Linked DNA regions of Mus musculus: all the other regions are linked to region 1. The links are chromatin loops, found by intact Hi-C in ENCODE. Cell type or tissue: left cerebral cortex. All regions are shown on one strand.

The links. Peaks named below come from ENCODE experiments on the same cell type or tissue, not always from the same donor. Only the 100,000 strongest peaks of a DNase experiment are listed, where the experiment ranks them.
Region 2: a loop joins it to region 1, with 2.8 times the contacts of the local background. A loop is called at or near these places in 13 of 42 quality-filtered maps.
Region 3: it touches region 1 in a loop (2.1-fold over the local background); 12 of 42 quality-filtered maps call a loop at or near these places.
Region 4: it touches region 1 in a loop (6-fold over the local background); 2 of 42 quality-filtered maps call a loop at or near these places.

What each region holds. Positions count from the first base shown.
Region 1 is chr14:14,701,279-14,706,278 of GRCm38, reverse strand. Slc4a7 (solute carrier family 4, sodium bicarbonate cotransporter, member 7) reads right to left here and starts at 3,254. Exons shown (of 26, transcript NM_001360504.1): 1 at 2,999-3,254. The coding sequence starts at 3,046. In left cerebral cortex, CTCF peaks have their summits at 2,739 and 3,383; DNase peaks (open chromatin) are centred at 2,728, 3,070 and 3,426; H3K4me3 peaks cover 1,701 bases; H3K27ac peaks cover 817 bases.
Region 2 is chr14:14,346,148-14,351,147 of GRCm38, reverse strand. Il3ra (interleukin 3 receptor, alpha chain) reads right to left here and starts at 4,653. Exons shown (of 12, transcript NM_008369.1): 1 at 4,636-4,653; 2 at 3,960-4,138; 3 at 3,080-3,234; 4 at 2,204-2,327; 5 at 1,776-1,905; 6 at 881-1,113; 7 at 342-460; 8 at 181-210; 9 at 1-98. The coding sequence starts at 4,017. In left cerebral cortex, no CTCF peak of the experiment used is centred here; DNase peaks (open chromatin) are centred at 2,703, 3,236, 3,518, 4,342 and 6 more places; H3K4me3 peaks cover 923 bases; H3K27ac peaks cover 856 bases.
Region 3 is chr14:14,630,696-14,635,695 of GRCm38, reverse strand. No RefSeq gene overlaps it. Among named protein-coding and RNA genes, the nearest start is that of Slc4a7, 70 kb to the left of the region's middle. In left cerebral cortex, CTCF peaks have their summits at 1,489 and 2,274; DNase peaks (open chromatin) are centred at 2,322 and 3,068; H3K4me3 peaks cover 1,420 bases; H3K27ac peaks cover 1,071 bases.
Region 4 is chr14:14,118,895-14,123,894 of GRCm38, reverse strand. It overlaps Psmd6 (proteasome (prosome, macropain) 26S subunit, non-ATPase, 6), which reads left to right and starts at 2,950. Exons shown (of 8, transcript NM_025550.3): 1 at 2,950-3,156; 2 at 3,703-3,908. The coding sequence starts at 3,012. In left cerebral cortex, CTCF peaks have their summits at 2,862 (motif pointing right) and 4,897 (motif pointing left); a DNase peak (open chromatin) is centred at 2,929; H3K4me3 peaks cover 1,414 bases; H3K27ac peaks cover 892 bases.

The DNA.
Region 1 (5,000 bases):
TCAGTAATGAAAGCAACTCACAGTTCCCCAAAAGAGGATATTTACAGACTCACAAAAACTAGATTATTTGAATCTTATTCCTTCTAGCCAAATACCTACTTTTTTTTTCCAAAGAAATATTTTTTTAACAGAATCATGAAATATTTTAACTGGCATTCACAAATTGAATGCAAATGTTCACCCAACATGCTGAAATAAACCCTCTGAAAGCAGGGCTCCATCTACCTGGTATGACTATTTTCCAGTACCCAGTATTCATGAGATACTTAGTATCTATAAGGTGAAGCTGGGTAAAGTGAAACATGCCTATAATTCCAGCATTTGAAGTGGTAGCAAGAAGTTGATGCAACTTTGATGCCAGTCTGTGTTATGTAGTGAATTCAAAATCAGCCTCAAACACACAGGGAAATCTTCCCTTAAGAGAGAGAGAGAGAGAGAGAGAGAGAGAGAGAAAGAGAGAAAGAGAGAAAGAGAGAAAGAGAGAAAGAGAGAAAGAGAGAAAGAGAAAGCCTATAAAATGAAAGAAATCAGAGAAGCAACCTTTTCATGGGACATTCTCAAAATGCTCAAAAGAAAGCTTCTTTGCTAAAACTAGAGAATTGGTACTATATGCTACAACCTACACTAGAAAACATGACTAACAACTACTTATCCAACATTAAAAAAATAAGATTTTGATAAATTCCAAATCAAACCTACAATGGTGACATTTTTATTAATGCAAAACAAATGTTGCAGCCAAGCCTAGCATAGATAAGCCTCCCCCTCACCCAGTTCAATCCCTCAAAACAAAAGATAATGTGAGGTAAAGTTTTCCTTCCAATGCTATGGTCAGTGAGAAATCATAATACTAAATTATGAGAGATGGGCTCCATCTACAAAGTAATATAAGTGGCCTCCAACATAACGGCTACTCAAATATTTTTGCATAATTATAAACTTAAGGTGGTATATAAATATGAATTTTAGTCAACTCTTTTGGCTAGGCCAGTCTATTGTGAAGTAAAAGTTGCAACTGAGCGCTAGACATAGTGGCTCATGCCTATAATGCAAGCACTAGTGTGGCTAAAACAGAAGGATTGTAGCAAGGTTGAGGCCTGCTTGGGGACGATGTGGGTTCCTGTCTAGAAAGAAAGAAAGAAAGAAAGAAAGAAAGAAAGTAAGTTAGTTATAATTGACAAACATCACAGTATCTCATTTTTATGTTTTCACTTACCAAAGTAAAGTGAGCATGTTTCCACCTTCCAAAAAGCAGAACGCTCTCCACTATTTTAACCTATTGTCACTGCTGCTTCCAGACTAGAAGCAATTTTATTTCTGTATTATAATTTATTTTGTATTGCTGTTTTGCTTGCATGTATGTCTGTATGAAGGTGTATCTCCCCTGGAAGAGGAAGTACAAACAGTTGTAAGCTGCCAAGTGGGTGCTGGGAAATGAACCTGGGTCCTATGAAAGAGCAGCCAATGATCTTAACAACAGAGCCGTTTCTCCAGCCCCTTATTTCTATTATTACTTTCTGTAAGTTTATTATTGCCAAGTTTTATTCTCCCAAAGACTTAGGGTGTATGACCTTCCAAAATACTCTCCTATCATGGTACTAATACCAGAACTGAGTTCCTTGCCATCTGTTTGTCCCCTATCCTGTCCCTTATTGTAGACACACACCCACACCCCTCTGAATGAAGCTTCTATCGGAAAAAAGTGCTTCTACTCTGGACACTACAGAATAAGTTCTCAATAAGCTACTGCACAGAATGCATGCATGGATGGATGGATGGATGGATGGATGAATGGATGGATGGACGGATGAATGGCAATAGCCTTACTGTGTATGACGACTTCTGCCTAAATAGACTGTGATAGAGAATACAACATTTTTACCCAGGTTTATGAAAACTGATACTGTTTACTGTTCAGCTGAAAATGTGCAAATAAGGTTAAGAACAAGCAACAGTGTATTTGACAGATAGTCTTGGAGAAGGTCCTGAAGGTTCATTCAAAGGCCATAAAAAGAATCCTAAGGAGTTTCCAGTACTTCATCACTGTGACCCATCAAACCCATAACCACTACAGAACTTCACAGTCTTAAGACCGAAGTTTTCCTTTATATTTAAAGAGTTTATATTTGAATACTGTGAAGTAATGAATGATCACCGCCCACGGCCTCCACAATAACTTTTAAAGTAACGAGAGGAGGGAGCCTTAAGGAAAATTCTACCAAAAAAAAAAAAAAAAAAAAAAAAAAACCGGCAAAATGTCCTTTTCCTTGTTTTGAAAAGACTGGAAAATTCATCCCTGCAACCTTCCCTCCCATTTCACTGGTCAGAGTAAAAATTGGAAGTAGGAAAATTAGTACCACCACATCCTTTGAGTCAGAGACTCTGAAAGGAGAAAGCAGTTTCTTCTGTAGGGCACATACACGTTCCTGTTTCTAGAGAACGGGCCACTTGTGTGCCCCCCGCCCCCTCCCCCGTTTAAATGAGAGCCCAGTTTCTGCGCGTCCCAAGTCCGCCCTTACTCAGGCTGCTTGCACTGGGAAAGCGGGATCGGCTGGACTGGGGACGCGCGGCGCAGAGCACTGGGGTCTCTCTCGGTCCATTCTCTTTCTATGGAGCCCGGAGGAGGACACTGCACTCACGGTGCTTCTCCTGGGCCTGCGACCCAACACGCCACAGAGCGCCGGCCCCGACGGCCGGTCCCGACTCCGGCCACAGGCTGAAGGCGGCGGCGGCGGCAGGAACAGCAGCCTGGGCTGAAGGACGGCAGCGTCCACGCGGCGGGAGAACACGGCTCCCGGAGCCGCGCGTCTGAGAGCCGGGCACTGCGGCGGCGGACACGCGTCCTCGGGAGAGGCGTCCCCGAGGGCTCGAAGCCGGCCGTCCCCTGCGACCCCCGCCACACAAAGGCGACGGCGGCGCGCGGCCGCCAGCATAGGCCGCCGGCAGCCCCGCCGCGACGCCGCCTTTGTCTGCGGGCCTCGGCCTCCCCGCTCCTTACCCGCGTGAGTAGCGGTCTCATCTGCTCGCCGGCCCCGTCTGCCTCCATGGCCCGCCCCGGAGCTCTGAGAGGCCGCGACCGCAGCAGAGACGGGCACGCGGAGGGAGACCCTGTGCGGAGCGCTGGCCGCCGAGAGCTGGCCCCGGAGTGCGGCGACCGCTGCGAGCGCGGGACGTTCTCCGGGAGAGAGAGGCAACGGCGTGCCGCGAGGACTGAGACGGGCAGAGGACGCGGCGCGGAGGAGGCAGCGGCGCCCGGGCGGGGGCGGGGCGGGGGGCGGGGCTGGGGGGCGGGGGCGGGGGCGGGGGCGGGGCGCGCTCCGGCACGCCCCCCCCGGAGCACGCCCCCTGCCTGTTAGGCACCAGGTCCGGCGTCGAGCGACCGCCTCCAGTGGCTAAGGGGCTTGGAGGTAGGGCGGAGACAAAAGAAGACAGACATTCGTATCAGCCAATCAGCAGCTCGGAAGGGTCTGTCGCCTCCCCCGCCCCCCAGGTCAGTTTCCCGGAGGCCCCGCCCCTCTTTGTAAAGACTTAATTGACCGAGGCTGAGAGTGGAACTCGGTTTTTCGAATCGGAAGTTCTACAGACTTTCGAAGTGGAATGGGGTCATCACCCCATTCAGCTCCTCACCACGTGTTTTACAAGCAGGAGAGAAACAGGACGACGCCAGATTCATTCTCTGCCTCTGCAAGTTTCTCTCCTAGAGGTAACTCTATCGTGGACCCTGTAAAAGAGGGGATACATTTAGCAACTTGCCTAGTGCACTCCCTGCACTGGCCTAGTTCCACAACCTGTCCCACTCTTGGGTCGACCCTATAGGTAGGGTGCTTGTCTACTATCTACCTGGGTGTGGAGGTGATGGTCTCCATCACAAATGGACATTGAAGGATTAAATACATTTCTGTCCCTCTGTGAAGGTGTGTCACTTGTGGTGTGCTTATCACTATTGTTAACAGGTTGTTGATAAAGACAATAAAAGAGCCGGGCAGTGGTGCCGCACGCCTTTAATCCCAGCACTTGGGAGGCAGAGGCAGGAGGATTTCTGAGTTCTAGGCTAGCCTGGTCTACAGAGTGAGTTCCAGAACAGCCAGGGCTACACAGAGAAACCCTGTCTCAAGAAAAAAAAAAAAAAAAAGACAATAAAAGGTTGAGCTGAGAAAATCTAAATTCGATTATGAAAGGAAATACTTATCATCAGGTCAAGACTCATCCCTAACCCATTATCAATAAATAGCAAAGTGTACTGGGTACTGCTTTGGGTCCCAGACCCCTCCTGGCTTTGTTCTAAATTTCCCAGAGAGGTACAGGGCAGGCTCACACACGACTGTCCAAGAACAGGTGTGCTTCCATTAATAACAGCTACCATTTGAAAAGATCTAGAATTACAGACAGTGACATTTTGCAAATATGGCCCCTCTTTAATCCACACAATACTATAAAGTATATTTGTGTGTGATTTGACTGTGTCCCCTAAAAAACTGTATTGGAAACTTAATCCCCAATGCAATGGTGTTGGGTATTTAGGACACAAGGCCTTTAGGAGTTCATGAGCACATTATAAACCATGGGTCTGGAACTGCAAAGGTGTCCCTTGCTCTCTCACAAATGTCCATCAGACCTTCTGCTCTCAGATTCGGGTAGACAGGAAGAAGTCTCTCTCATGAAATGCAGTCCTCCCACCATCTTCAGAGCTGTGAGAATTTTTTTTTCTTTATAAATTACTCAGATTATATCATTCTATATAACCACACCAAATAGAGTAGGATAGTGTTATGTTCCCATTTTACAGATAAAAGAAGTGGAGACTTGTAGAAATAAGTAACTCGGGGTTCTACTATGTAGATTTCTTTTGTACCATTCTAATACCTCACTATAATTTTAAAAGATGTCAGTAAAGAAAGAGAAGTGAAGGGCTGGAGAGATGGCTCAGTGGTTAAGAGCACTGACTCCTCTTCTGAAGGTCCTGAGTTCAAATCCCAGCAACCACATGGTGGCTCACAACC
Region 2 (5,000 bases), 360 kb after region 1:
CTCCAGCTGCTGAGCTTCCGAGGGTAAACCTCTGACCTCGACTTGACCCGGAAGGAGATGGCACCAGCGTTGGGGACCCAGAAGTGGGGGATGGAGACCTGGGTGGGCAGGGCCTCTGTGATGTCATTGCCACTGCCACACCCATACCACAAGCCCCGCCCACCACAGACCCCAACTCACATTGTATTCCTGTGGCTCTGAGCGGGAGCTCTGGGGGCAGGGGAAGAGGGCAGGGCTTAGCATCGAACACTTGCGGTCATCCCCCTGACTCACACTCACACTCACTTGTGGTCATTCCCCTGCCTCACTCCCGCGGTCATCCCCTCTGCTTCACCCCGCACCTGGTTGACCTGCAGGGTGTACCCAAGGAGGCCATGGTGGAATCTGTTCCGCGCGACCCATCGGGCATGGGCCTCAGAGCCGTTGCACTCCACTGTCAACGTGGGCGGGGCCAGGACCTCTGGGGGCGGGGACCAGGGTTGGGCAGTCAGGGCAGGGTGTGCACACAGTAGGGCGACGCATGTTAGTGCATAGTGCATCTGCCTGCCACCCCAAGCATGAAGGGATGCTGGGTGCACACACTAGATCCACTGTTGTGCACAGTAAGTCTACCTGTGCCCTGAACACAACCCACAGACAGCGTAGATCCAGTTGTTACCAAGGCTTGTATGGGGCGCTGCGCTGCACACAGTGGGTCCAACCATGCTCCCTGCAAGCATGTTGTCTGCGTGCACACTGAGTTTACCCACAACCCCATGCAGGAGGCTGGGCCAGGTGCACAGCGGGTTCAATGGGTGCATAGTAGGCCTGACTGAGCCCCGGGCACTCAGTGGGCCCACCCGTTCCAGGTCCCCCCAGCACATGTACAGTAGGCCCTCACCTGCGCGCTGCAGGTCCACAGTGTTGTCCATGCAGGGCACGGGGCCAGCGCGGCCACTGCCGTTGACGGTGATGGTGACCTGGGGGACAAGGTCAGGGCTGTTGGGGGTGGAGCCAAGGACAGTGTCGAGGTCAAGGGTGCAGCCTTCATGGCCACCATGAGGGGCGGGGCCAGCGGTGTTGACATCAAGGCTGTGGTAGTGTGGACACTCGCGGTTGTGGGCAGGACCGAGCCTGGTGGCAGGGACAGGGGTCGGGAAGAGAAGTCAGAGGCCCAGAGGCGGGCACAGGAAGTGACACAGGAAGTGAAGTCACACCCAGAGGCCACGCCCACCGAAATATGATGACAGGAAGTGACATTAAGCCCCAAAGAGGAAGCAAGCACAGGAAGTGATGTCATCAGTTCTTGGAGAGGCTCCACCTACCAGGGGAAAAAAAGTACAGGAAATGATGTCACAGCTCCATAAAGACCCCCAACAGGAAGTAAGGACAGGAAGTGACCTCAGAGGCCATGGAGAACATGAAGTCAGTAAGAAAGTGATGTCATAGACCATGCTCATTCAGAAATGATCTGAGGCTCCAACCAAAAAGACTAGAGCACAGGAAGTGATGTCATAGGCTCCGCCTCCCGAAAAATAAGGACAGGAAGTGACACAAGAGGCCCTGCCCACCTGGAAATGAACACAGGAAGTGACATCATCAAAGGTGACCTCACGACCCTGCCCTTTTAAGCCATGGCCCCGCCCACCCAAGATGTGGCCAGAACACCTCCCCAACCCTGCACCACCTGGGAAGTGAGAACAGGAAGTGACGTCAGAGGCCTCACAGAACAGGAAGTGAGGACAAGAAGTGACCTCCCGACCCCACCCTTGACCCCCGTGACCCCTAACACCCACCGCACATCACGCCAGAACATCCGGTAGTGCACGTCACCCGTTGCTTTCGGACCCCGCTCCCATTGGCAGCTCAGCTGCCCCTCATGCACCCAGCAGCGCAGGTCCTGGGCTGCGGCCTCGTGGTCGCCATCTGTGGGGGTTGGGATGGGGTCACTGCGGTCATGATGGAGGGGACAGGGTCAGGGGTCACACACGGGGTTGGGGTCCCATGTTGGGGTCAGGTGTAAGATTTGGGAGCAGGGGTCGCACCCTGGGGTCAAGGGTCATGGGCTGGGGCCAGGGTAGGACCCCTGGTCACACATGGGATCAGAGGTCACACCTGGCATCATAGGGTCACAGCTAGGGTTAGGGGTCACAGTTGGTTCTTGGGGGGGCCAACCCAGGTGTCATGGGTCACGTGGGGGTCACGGAGGCGGGGCCTCACCCACCATCATCTGGGGGGAACTGGATGGATCCTGCCACAGCCCTGTCCTTCCCCAGGAAGACGGTGAAGTTGGTCACATGGCAGAGGGAGAGCGACTGGAATGAGCAGCGGGCAAGCCCGGGGTCAGCCTGCGGGGTCACAGAGGTCAGGGGGCAGGGCAGGGTCAGTGTGAGGGGCGGGGTCACCTGGGGTCAACCTGCATGTCGGCGTCAGCAGGGGTCACCCATACTTGGGGTGAGTGGTAGGGCCAGCACTAATTTGCATTAATTTGTATGAACTTGCATAAATTTGAATTTCATTTGAATAAATATCCACAGGCCCTGATCATGGGCTTTGCATAAATCTGCATGGATTTGCATAACATCATGGTTCCATCTGAGTTTATTTGCATAAACCCAGATGACATCATGTTCTAGCCTTCATAAATTTGCCTAACTCCACCTGGGGTGGGTGGGTCCTGAAGTCTCAGCTCTGCTGGACCAAATTTGCATACACCCAGATGACATCATAGGTTTTCTCCCCCTGCTCATCTCTGCATAAATTTGCACAAGAAGTGACTGGGCAGAGCCTGAAGTGACTGACAGGCAGAAGAGGAAGCAGAGGGCAGGGCCGGATGGGTGGTAGGGGCGGAGTCTGGAATGATTGGCATGGTGAGAAGTTTGTGCTGGGGGCAGGAATAAGACTGGAAGTGGGCATGGCAAGGCATGGAATGCTGGTGGGCGTGGCAGGAAGTGACTGGTGGGTGGGGCCTAGAGTGACTCACAGCAGAAAGTGGGCATGGCCAGGATGACGGACAGTGTGGAGATCCCTACCCACCCAAGCCCCACACCCTGGATGACTGACAGCCAACTCCGCCCACCAACCAGGGCTTGCCCCTCACCCAGACAAAGATGTCCCTGCCCTTCCTGCAAAAAGCCCCTGTCGTGATGTCAGCGCCGGGGGCGGGGTCCCAGCTCAGTGTGTAGTGGGCGGGGTCGATATGCAGGTTCTGGATGGGCGTGGTCACAGCAGTGGGTGGAGCCTCACGGACCGCAGCTGTTGTCAAGGGGAGGTGGGGTGGGGCTTGAGTGACAGGTGACATCATCCACAGTTGTGGGAGGTGCCTGGGCTTTGATTGACACCATTCTCCGTGACAGGAAGTGAGGGGGTGGAAAAGAAAGGAAGTGGGCGGGACTTAGGCTTTGATTGACACCCAGATGACATGAGAGGCAAGTGACATGTCCCTAGGTGACATCATTGGTCCCCTATGACAGAAAGCGATGGGGCGGGGCCTCTCTTAGTGATGTCTTCGACCAGGATGATGATGGCATCCACCATCAGTGGGCGTGGCCTGAGCCTTGATTGACAAGGGGGGGTGCAGAGATGACTTCATTCGCCATGACAGGAAGTTAGTGGGCAGGGCTTGAGCTGAGATTGACACCCGGAGCTGGGACAGGCCAACAAGAAGGGAAGAGCTTAGGGGGCGGGATTTGGGTTTTGATTGACATCTGGGGGTGAGAATGACATCATCCTTCGTGACAGGAAGTAAGGTTTGGGAGAGGAAGCAAAGGGGTGGGACCAGAGCTCTGATTGACACCTGGATGAAGTCACAGAACAGGACAGGAACCGGGTGGATGGGGCATTGGGTGACTGACAGGTGACACCATCCTTCGCCAGGGGGCTGGGCCTGAGTCTTGTGAGACACCCGGGGGTGGGGCCCCGACCGACAGGAAGTGGGGGGCGTGGCCCGAGCATAGGCCCTGCCCCATGAAGACACCTACCCAGATCTGAAGAGTGGGATGCCAGGAGCCCCAGGATGAGCCACAGGTTGGCGGCCATGATAGGAGGGCGGGGCTGGAGCCTCGGAGGCCTGGGGGCGGGGCCGGGGCGTGAGGGGCGGGGCCGGGGCGCAAGCGGACTCCACCTCCTGATCCCGACCCCTTCACGATGCTTCTGGTTCCTGTCATGGTCCATTGCGGTCATTCCCCTGCCTCAGCTGCTCACTCGCGGTTATCCCCCTGCCTCAGCTTCACTGTCCCCAGTGTCACATCGCGAGGCAGGGGTATGGGTATGCCCAGGAGTGAACAGCATGAGGCAGGAGCATGTCCATCAGTGCAGATGACAAGGCAGAGGGATGGCAGCGGTGACCGGAAGCAGAAACGGAGGCTGGAGGATGCTGGCAAGTGAGCGGAAGGAGGGACGGAGTCAGGGAGACGCCCGCGAGTAAACAGTGTGAGGCAGGGGGATGACCACGAGTTAGTTTCTGAGGCAGGGGGATAATCACGATGGACACAGAAAAGCAGAGAGGGAGGGAGCGACGGCTGGGGAATGCCTGTGAGTGAGGATCTGAGGCCAGGAATGATGGCAGTGAGCAGAAGGAAGGACGGAGGCAGGGGGATGACCGCCGAGGCCCCGCCCCCTGACCCCGCCCACCCCCGCCCACCCCGCGGACCGGACCTGAGTGGCGCCCACGGCGCTGGCGGCGTCCGTTCCTGTCCTCGGGGGTCTGGGGGTCGGAACTGCTTACAGGGCAGAGGACTGCGACCCTGCCCGTGACCCCAGAGGCCCCGCCCCGCCCCGACCGCGCCCATGGTCCCGAGATTGAGCAACTTCCTGAGATAGTGGGGGCGGGGCGGGGCCTCGGGAGTCACGCGGGAGGGATGGACGGAGCTGAGGCGGGAGGATGACCGCGATTGCGGGTGATGGGCGGCCACGGCCACGCCGGCCGCGTCATCGCGTTCGTTTATTAAAAAAAAAAAATGAAACTGGAAGTCGTTCCCGTCAGTCACGGGCGAGCGGGCGTGACGTCCTGCCGCAGACAG
Region 3 (5,000 bases), 71 kb after region 1:
CCAGTCTCAATGAAATGCTTTCTTTTATATGAGTTGCCATAGCCATGATGTCTCTTCATGGCAATAGAACATTGATCAAGAGAATCACGGTATTTATCACACAGACTAAGACATTCACCATGCCAGACCAATGTATGCAAAGATCCATTCTAGGTGCTTAGATACAACAGTGAACAAAACCAATATCCCTGCTTTGAGCAGCTCAGTTCTCATAGGGAGTGGAAACACTCTGAACTAGATATTTCAATTCTGGAGGAATAGGGCAAACCATACCTCTAACAAGATGCCAAGTTCCTTGAAGGGCAGAGCTGATTTGTTCTTGCTATATGGCCCAACAGTAGCCCCCAGGAAGCACATTCCATCTATGATCTCTCCAGACATTACGGAATGATTGTACATTTGTTTTACTTTATGTGTATGTATGAATGTCTGTGTCAGTGTCTGTCACATGTGGGAATGTCAGAAGAATGAGCAACCCCTGGAGCTAGAATTATAGACACATATGAACTGTCTGGGTGGGTGATAAAGTCCTCTAGAAGAGCCACATGTACTCTTAACCCTGGGGCTATCTTCTCAACCCCATTTGAGTTTTTGAGGCCAAGTCTTATAAATCCTAGGGTGGCTTCAAACTCCCTTTGTAGAAAGATGGCTTCTGGTCCTCCTATGTCCAGGGTCTACAGATATGTGTCAACATGCCTGCTGGGGATTGACCTGAAGACTTCATACATGCTAGGCAAGCATTTAACCAACTAAGATACACACTCAGCCCTTACTTAAAAACATAAACTCCAGTTTGCAGCACTTTGTCATCTCATCTGTGAGGTATGAACTCATTTCTTTTTTTCTCTGAAACTGGCCTCTTCTGCACAGAAAGGACTACCACACTTTCAAATACTATGCTTTTGCAAGAGACCACAGGATTCATAATCAATGTCTATCCTGAAAAGCTCCATGGCAGCTGTGCAGGAGGTGTGATGTGAGTCTGGTACAACTTGGTAGGTAGCTCATAGCTAAAGAACCAAGCCAGCATGGGAGACACGCCCCAGAGGCTTGATTCTTAGCTATACCAAACATTGAACTTAGGAGCAGAATGAGCTGCTGTGATAACATCTGACACTATCTCATTGGTCCCCTTTCTGAGAAGGTGTACTCAATATTAAGTAAGATGCAAGCTGAATTATTCTGGAAAGAGCAGATAGATAAAGTTAGCCAGAGACAGGTTTGTTAGCCACAAAGACACAATTAGGTGTGTTGATTTGGAATAGGCCTTGAGTGTCTCTTACATATATGTGTGTACAAAGTAATTAGTTCAGGAGTTCATTTGTAATAACCTAAGATACTTATCTTGAAAAACAAGGCAGTGTGACTCAAGAAAGAGCTCAGCAGTTAAGAACACTTCTTGTTCTTGCAGAGGACCCAGGTTTGTTTCCCAGAATCCTCATGGTGGGGGTCAATTATCTGTAACTCCAGTTCCAGGGGGATATAGCGCCCCTTCTGGCCACAGGAAGCAGTTTCTCCACATTCTGTACTAGACATCTATTTGGGCAAAACACCCATACACGGAGAATATAAACAAACAAACAAACAAACAAACAAACAAACAGCAAACTCAAGAAAACAAGACATGGATTCTGTTTACTTTTAAATGTCAATGCCCCAGGAAGACAGCCCCAAGTTTATCTGTTTTCCTCTTTGTAGTGAGGTGATGAGGTGCTTTCTCCTATAAATGAGAGAGGGAGCAGGTAACACTCTTTTCTTCCTCAGTGGTCAGGCTGAGAAGCCCCAGGCTTGGTTTTCATGGTCCAGACATTTCAGCCAAGTATCTGTACAGGCACCTGTATTTATGCTGTATTATGTTTCTATGTATTTATGCTAGGAATGGCAGTCTCCTGCTGCATACAAAAGGCCCAGTTTCAAATTTCAATCTCCACATTCCACTGGGCTGAAATTCAAAGCTTTTGCGGGTCTCCCTGAAGGCTTCTGGCTCAGTTGGGCTTGGACTGTGGACTCGGCTGCCCTGCCAGCCCCCCAGCCACAGCCACCTATTTTTACTTTGGCCACTCTTTCCGCTTGCCTAGGTCACATCCTTAAAAGACTCAGCCGTTCTCAACTCTCTTCTTCCTCTTTCCCGCTGTAGTTTTCAAATCTTACACACTTACCAAAGAAAGAGCGAATCTCAAAGTAAAGGCGGACGTATAAAATCAAGCCACCAACGCCCAAGTCCCACTTCTAAACGCCACAGATATTTGTTTCTTTTTACTCATTGCACCCCCCACCCCCTCCCGACTGAGAGGAGCAACGGCAGGAAGGGTGGTGACTCAAAGCCAGAGCCCCAAAAAACAAACACCCACGAATGACTCAGAAGCCGGAGCCGGGGAGATTCCAAGGTTTTCCTTACTATAAAATTCATGTGTAGACAGCACCACTGGACCTGTGGGCTCCTTAGAGCCTCGCCACCCCGCCCCTGAGAGGGAGTTTACTGGGTCAGAGAAGGGTGGATAGGACTCGAATTTCTTTTGCCAAATGTCGAGAAAATCCAACATATCCTGTATGAGTCAAAGTGCTTCGCATCTGCTTTAGAGTCTTAGTCACTGCTCTCGCCCCCTTGACTTAATTGTGATTTTAATTAGATGAATGCCTTAGAAGAGGAGGTGGAGGCCTTTCATCTAAAGCGGGGTTTTTTTTTTTTTTCCAGGCTGTGTGGTCTTTTGTTGGCTACTTGGATCTTATAATGATAAAAGGATTACTTTTATTTTAGCACTCCCCCCACCTCCCTCCCCACCCCTGCTTCGCGAAAGTTTAAAGGACCTGAACTTCGAATTTACATTTTTTTATGCCAAAGATGACGGTTTTGTGACAAAACGCTTTGAATTCCCGAGATGAAAGAGAACTCATAAAGAGAAGTTAGCCTCGCTTAATTTCTAAGCAGCTTTTGACATACATGTGTAGACAGATGTAATTCGAGGCAGCTGAGGTTAACTTCTGTGCGCTCCCTCTCTCTAGCCGAATGGAGCGACCTCTTCCTTTCACTCCTCTTCCTGAGCCAGACAGAGCCTATGTGGCCACAGTCAGGCTTGAGTAGTGGAGACACGGGCACCCGCTCCGAGCTCACACCCCGGCCCAGTGCTTTGGCGGGGCTGTGCTGTGGGGGTGGGCACTGTCTCCTTGGGGAAGGAAGAAAAGTGTAGGTCAGAAGGGCAAAAGCGTTCGGGAGGTCTTGCTGGCTTGACTTCCAAAGTCTCCCTGATTGTTGGTGTGATTCTTAGCTTAGGAGACACAGTGTTTGTTAGTCATTCACACTGGGATGATATTTAAATATCCCCAAGAGATTTGGAAGTTGCTTTTGTTCCTACCTGCAGTAGGCACTATCTGTTTCACTCCTGCCCTGTTTCTTCTTAGTTTCACACGTTACTTAACACACACGTGCAACAATGGGTTACCGCAGGAAAATGGAAAATTCCAGCTGTTATTTAAACCATGGGATCCTGAGGGTCCTGCTTAATGTTTCTTTTACCTTTTTTTGTGTTTTCAGGAGAAAACACAAAGGACTTGAACTTGCTCATTGGCTTTCTCTAAGGTTCGGAAGCAACCGAGCTGTACAGTTAAAAGGCAGATGAATGATAATTGCTATCTTCCAAGCCAGTTGATAGAGTCTGTCTGTGGAGGGGAGGTTTAGCTGGCGCCCTGGCTTGGATGTGAACCCTACAGGCTCCCATATTCATTTCGAGCTGATAGCTTGGGGGAAGGGAGGCTCCACAGTAAATTAGGAGGTGGGGCAGAGCAGGAAGAAATGGGCTGCTGGGGAAACAAACCCTGAGAGCTCTAGTCCTTCTTTCCTTCCCGAGGAGTCACAAGCCATGCTACAAGCTCCTTCACAGGTGGAAGCTCCCTGCAGAGGCGTCTCCACCACCTAGCCATCTCCAACCCCAAGGATTGTATTTGCTTCTTAGATCAGTTTCTGGTTTCCTTAGACTTGTCCTCTACTTGTTTGGTGGTACTACTACTACTACTACTACTACTACTACTACTATTTTGGAGACAGGATCTCAATATGTATAGCTTAGGCTGGCCTTGAGTTTGGGTGTTTCTAGTCAATCTCCTGACTATTTCTCGTCTGTCACTGAGACCCCCATTTCCCAAGCATGCACATGTGTACTATATAGCACCTGTACATGCTCAGGTAGGTAGGCCAGAGATAGATACTGGAAGGCTTTCCTTGACTGCTTTCCACCTCAGTTCTTTGGGACAGGGTCTCTCAGTGAGCCGGAAGCTCTCCAGTCTTGAGATCCAAACTCAGGCTCCCCTTCCCTTATAGGATGTGGACTGAGTACACAGCTCTCCACCCCAACACATGTTTTCATTCTTCCTTCTTATTGAAATCTTTTTACACAGTATATTTTGATCATATTCTTTTCCCTCCCCAATCCATCCCAGATAGCCTGCCCACCTCCCTACCACCCAACTTCATGTTCTCTCTTTCTCAAAAGACAAAACAAAACAAAATGAAAGTCAAAGATAACTAAAAAAGAAAAACATAAAATAATGAACAGTAAAACAAAACAAAAAACAAGAGCCAATTTGAACGTGGGCGCTCTCACCTCTCTCTCTCTCTCTCTCTCTCTCTCTCTCTCTCTCTCTCTCCTCTCTCTCCCACACACACTCCTCACACACACACACACAGAGTCCATTTTGTGTTGGTCAATTACTTTTGTGCATGAGCCCTGCCCTAGAATATGATTGGTATAGCCAGTGACAGTGTCCACGTCCCCTTGTCAGCGCTGGGATTTTTGTCTGGCTTGAATCTGTGCAGGTCTTGTGCATGCTGTCAGAGTCTGTGTAAATTTATGTGTGTGGTATGTATGTGTGGTATTCGTAATATGTGGGGTGTGTGTTTTTGTGTTTGTGTATAGTATGGAATGTGTGTGGTGTGTGTTGGGGGTATGTGGGTTTGTGCATGTGTTTGATGGTGTTTGTATGTGTATGTGTGTGTGTGTGTGTGT
Region 4 (5,000 bases), 580 kb after region 1:
TGCTGAGATTCTACTTCACACCAATCAGAATAGCTAAGATCAAAAATTCAGGTGACAGCAGATGCTGGTGAGGATGTGAAGAAAGAAGCACACTCCTCCATTGTTGGTGGGATTGCAAGCTAGTATTACCACTCTGGAAATCAGTCTGGTGGTTCCTGAGAAAATTGGACATAATACTACCTGAGGACCCACCTATACCACTCCTTGGCATATACCCAAAAGATGCTCCATATAACAAGGATACATGCTCTACTATGTTTATAGCAACATTATTTATAATAGGCAGAAGCTGGAAAGAACCCAGATGTCCCTCAACAGAAAAATGGATACAGAAAATGTGGTACATTTACAGAATGGAGTAATACTCAGCTATTAAAAACAATGACTTCATGAAATTCTCAGGCAAATGGATGGAACTAGAAAATATCATCCTGAGTGAGGTATCCCGGACACAAAAGAACACATATGGCATTCACTCACTGATAAGTGGATATTAGCCCAAAAGCTCACAATGCCTGTGACACAACCCACAGACCATATGGAACTTAAGAGGAAGGAAGATCAGGGTGTGGATGCTTCAGTCCTGCATTGAGTCGGAAAGAGGATGATCGTGGGATGTGGAGGGAGGGGGGATCTGGGGAGGAGAGAGGAGGGGGAGAAAACAAGGTGGGCAGTATCAGGTACTAGAGAGGATGGGAGAAAGATACAGAGGGTTAGGAAATGGAATAAAAACATGTAGCAGTAGGGGATGAGGAACTGGGGATAGCCACTGGAGATTCCCAGACTCCATGGAAAGGAGAGGGCCCCAGCACCCAGGGGGTATGAGATTATCGGAAAAGCCCAGAGAGGAGCAGATAGAACTTGTAGAGACCACCTCCAGTAGATAAGCACAGCCCGAAGCCAAGGGAAGGGACCACCTACCCATCTCAGAGTTTTTAACACAGAAATGTTCCTGTTCAAAGGAAGAACAGGGACAAAAATGGAGCAGAGACTGAAGGAAAGGCCATCTGAGAACTGCCTCACCTGGGGGTCCATCTTGTCTGCAGACACCAAACACTGTTGCTGTGGTTAAGAGGTGCTTGCTGACAGGAAGTTGCTTGGGAGTTTAGGCCAGCAACCTATCAATGCAGATGTGGATGCTTGGAGCCAACCATCAGACTGAGCTCAGGAACTTAGGTGGGGGAGCTGGTGGGAGGACTGGAGGAGCAGAGGGGGATTGCAACCCCATAGAAAGAACAACTGGATCACCCAGTGCTCCCAGGGACTAGACTACAAACCAAGGCGTGTACAGGACACTATACACTGGATCAGTGGGTAGGAGAGGGTAGGTGGGGTTGGAAGAGCACCCTCATAGAGGCAAAGGGGAAGGAAAAGAGGGCAGATATGGGATGGGGGATGGGGCTTGTGGAAGGGTTACTCGGAAGTGAGATATCATTTGAGATGTAAATGAATGGGATGATTAATAAATAAATAAACCCATTTTTTGTTTACAAGTGAATTATGGACACTAGTGTATTCGTATTTCATGCATAGTATGAACCCAGTCTTGAAATATCTCTATACTGGGCTTGATTTAAAGCTCTAGTTCCTCTTGCCCTAAACCCATTCATGAATGTCTTAGGATGCTTCCTACAGAATCTTTCTTGAAAGGATTGATGATCAGTTTCCATACAAAGTTATAACATTCTGATAACATAAAATAGCACCAATTCTAGCACATCCTTGTGTTGTACTGTTCCAAAAGTCAGACATATGGTAACCATCACATAGAGTGTGATACCTGGATCCACACATCCTTCATGGGACATCATATTTCAGAACCCAGAAGAATTTTGGGCCAGCATAAAAGATCCACTGCAGTAGAAGTTGAGCTTGTGTTCAAAGGTAAACTTCTAGTAGGAATTCAACAACTGAGATGCAAATCCTGGCTTTAAGTCTCTGTGGTAAGATAAGTCTCTGTGTTGAGATTCTCTCGGGGTAGCAGATTACAGTCATCACAATTGCAGGGCCTAACAAAAGCAAAGGACAGAAAGTCCGTGCAGTGGGTTTACTAGTTACTTTTTCTTGCTGTGATAAAACGCCATGACCAAAGCAGCTCATGAGTCTAATTTGGTTTGCACTTTCTGAGAGTCCTTAGTAGTGGCAGGGGCATAGAAACAGGCTGGAACAAGAACCTGGGAGATCACATCTTCAACCACACAGAGAGAACATAGAAAGAATTGGAAATGGGGTGAGGTCAGAAATTCTCAAACCTACCCCAGTGAGCGACTGCCTAAAGCAGGGTTTACACCTTTTTATGGTTCCTTAAGGTGTCCAAACAGCACCACCAATGGGGACCATGTGGTCAAATATTGAAACTCAGTGGGACATTTCTCATTGTGTCACACAGTAGGATTTATAGACCATTACCCATTCTGAAGACTCCTCCAACATGTGCACACAAAAATAATGTAAATCACTGAATTAATAATTGGAAACACGGGGTACTCTTTTCTTAGAATAGGGAAGAATGTGGATTTTAAATGTAAGGAAGATAGGTTCTACACAGGCCTTGTCATGTAGCTGGTGTGTAACCTTAGCTGGCCACTTTTCAAATCTCGCTATGTTCCAGTTTGTTTGTCTACAATCTGGACCAAAAGAATCTCTCCCTAGTTCAAGAGTATTGAAACAAAGATGTCCCTGGAAAACTGTTTTTATTGTTTTTCTCATCTGTGTTATATTTTAAAACTGTTGGCGGATTTCCAGATCCTATCCGTTGCAAATATTATATAAAAAGGAAGAAAAAAAGATACTCAAGAAATGAAAGTTGGGCCCAACTCTGACCTAAAGAAAAAGGGGACAGCGCCAGGTGCTCCCGCCGATGTCCAGCAGGGGACGCTGCGGGCGGCGGAGCCAGAGACGCGACCGGAAGTCAGACTGGCGGCTCTGGGGAACCTGTGACGACTCCTCCTGCTTCCGCTGGTGGCCCAGGGCTGTGCTTGGTTCTGTCAGCCGGCTCCTGTGCTGTAGCCATGCCGCTAGAAAACCTAGAAGAAGAGGGACTGCCCAAGAACCCCGACCTGCGCATCGCGCAGCTGCGGTTTCTGCTTAGCCTGCCGGAGCACCGCGGGGACGCGGCGGTGCGCGAGGAGTTGATGGCGGCCGTCCGGGAAAACAGTGAGGCCAGCGAGCGCCGAGTCAGCGGCCTAGGCGGGGCGGTCGGGGTGCCTGGCGGGCGTCTCCGGTCGAGGCTTCATGGAGACCCCTAGGGAGGCCTCCTGGACCCGAGAGGGGCTTGCTTGCCTTAGTGGGTTCTTCCCCGCCGCGAGACGTCCAGGGAAGCCTCGGGTGCTTGTCGCGGCTGGACTCCCGGCAAAGGCGCCGCGGCTTTAGTGATGCCTGTCGGTGTTTAGCTGCCGGCCAAGGGACAGTCAGGGTTCTGTCCCTAGTAGTCGAGTCGAATCGGTGTCCTTTCCCTGACATGAGGACTCCTTTGGAACAGGAGCCGACCAGAGCAAACTGAGGATTCGATTCCCTTCCCCTTGGCCTTAGTCGCGATCAGACCTGCTAAGATCGGCTCTCAAGCAGGCTCCCAGCTTCAAACCTTAGCCGTGCTACCCAGGCCCATAGTTGGGAGGCGTCTGCTAGCTGACCTTCGGTGGGGTGGGAAAAGCGAGCAGAAGCTAACAGGATACCTCATAATGCGTGATTTGTGGCTTTTAGATATGGCTCCTTATTATGAAGCCTTGTGTAAATCCCTCGACTGGCAGATGGACGTGGATCTCCTGAGTAAAATGAAGAAAGCAAACGAAGAAGAGTTGAAACGTTTGGATGAGGAGCTGGAGGATGCAGAGAAGAATCTGGGAGAAAGTGAAATTCGAGATGCAATGATGGCAAAAGCAGAGTACCTCTGTCAGATAGGTGACAAGGTCAGTGAGATGCCCTGCCCGCTCTGGGTAGGTGACAGGGTCAGTGAGATGCCCTGCCCGCTCTGGGTAGGTGACAGGGTCAGTGAGATGCCCTGCCCGCTCTGCAGATGAGAGGTGCTCCCTATTTTCTGGAGGTACAGACCAATGTTGTACATCAGTGCAAATGAGTAATATCTCACTGGATAAGAGAATCTTTCTGTTTTAACTGGAAGGATAATCATATTTACCTGTACTGAAGAGTCAGTACAGGAACAGTAGATACATGACAATGTTGCAGCACCCAATTCCCTGCTCTTAACAGAGCAAGGTGTGCGTTAGTCTTCCTTACTGTGTCATTAAAAACAAGTACACATGAGGCTAGAGAGAAGAGGCTTGGTGGTTTAAGACTGTATACTGCAGATCATCCTGGAGGAGACCTAAGTGCAGTTCCCACCACCCACATCAAGAGGTTCACAATACCAGCTCCCAGGTATCTGATCCCTCCAGCCTCCAAAGACATCTGCATTCATGCACACATACCCCCAGACACACATATACATACTTGAGAATAATAAAAATACTTCTCCAGAACAAAACAAGGGTGCAGAGGTTTTGCCCCCTCTGTTGACAACATTGGGGTCATTTTCAGTAGTAACTTAAGTGGTTGGGAAGCAAAGATTGTACATTTTAAAAGGTTTACAACTGCCAGGCAGTGGGGGCACACGCCTTTAGTCCCAGCACTTGGGAGGCAGAGGCAGGAGGACTTCTGAGTTCGAGGCCAGCCTGGTGTACAGAGTGAGTTCCAGGACAGCCAGGGCTACAGAGAAACCCTGTCTCGAATTGTTTTTTTACAGTAGGAGGCTGGAGCGATGGCTCGGGTTAAGAGTGTTGGTTGCTCTCAAAGAGGACCCGGGCTTGATTCATGATCTCCATATGAAGCTTACAGCCCACCCCACTTTAATTCCAGTTCTGGGAGATCCAATACTGTCTTCTGACCCCTGCTGGCACCTACCAGGCAAGCACCATCATGCACAGACATACATTTAGACAGTATACTCAAAGACATAAAGTAAATCTAAAAGAATTTATAGTAGTAACTTACAAAGCTCTTTG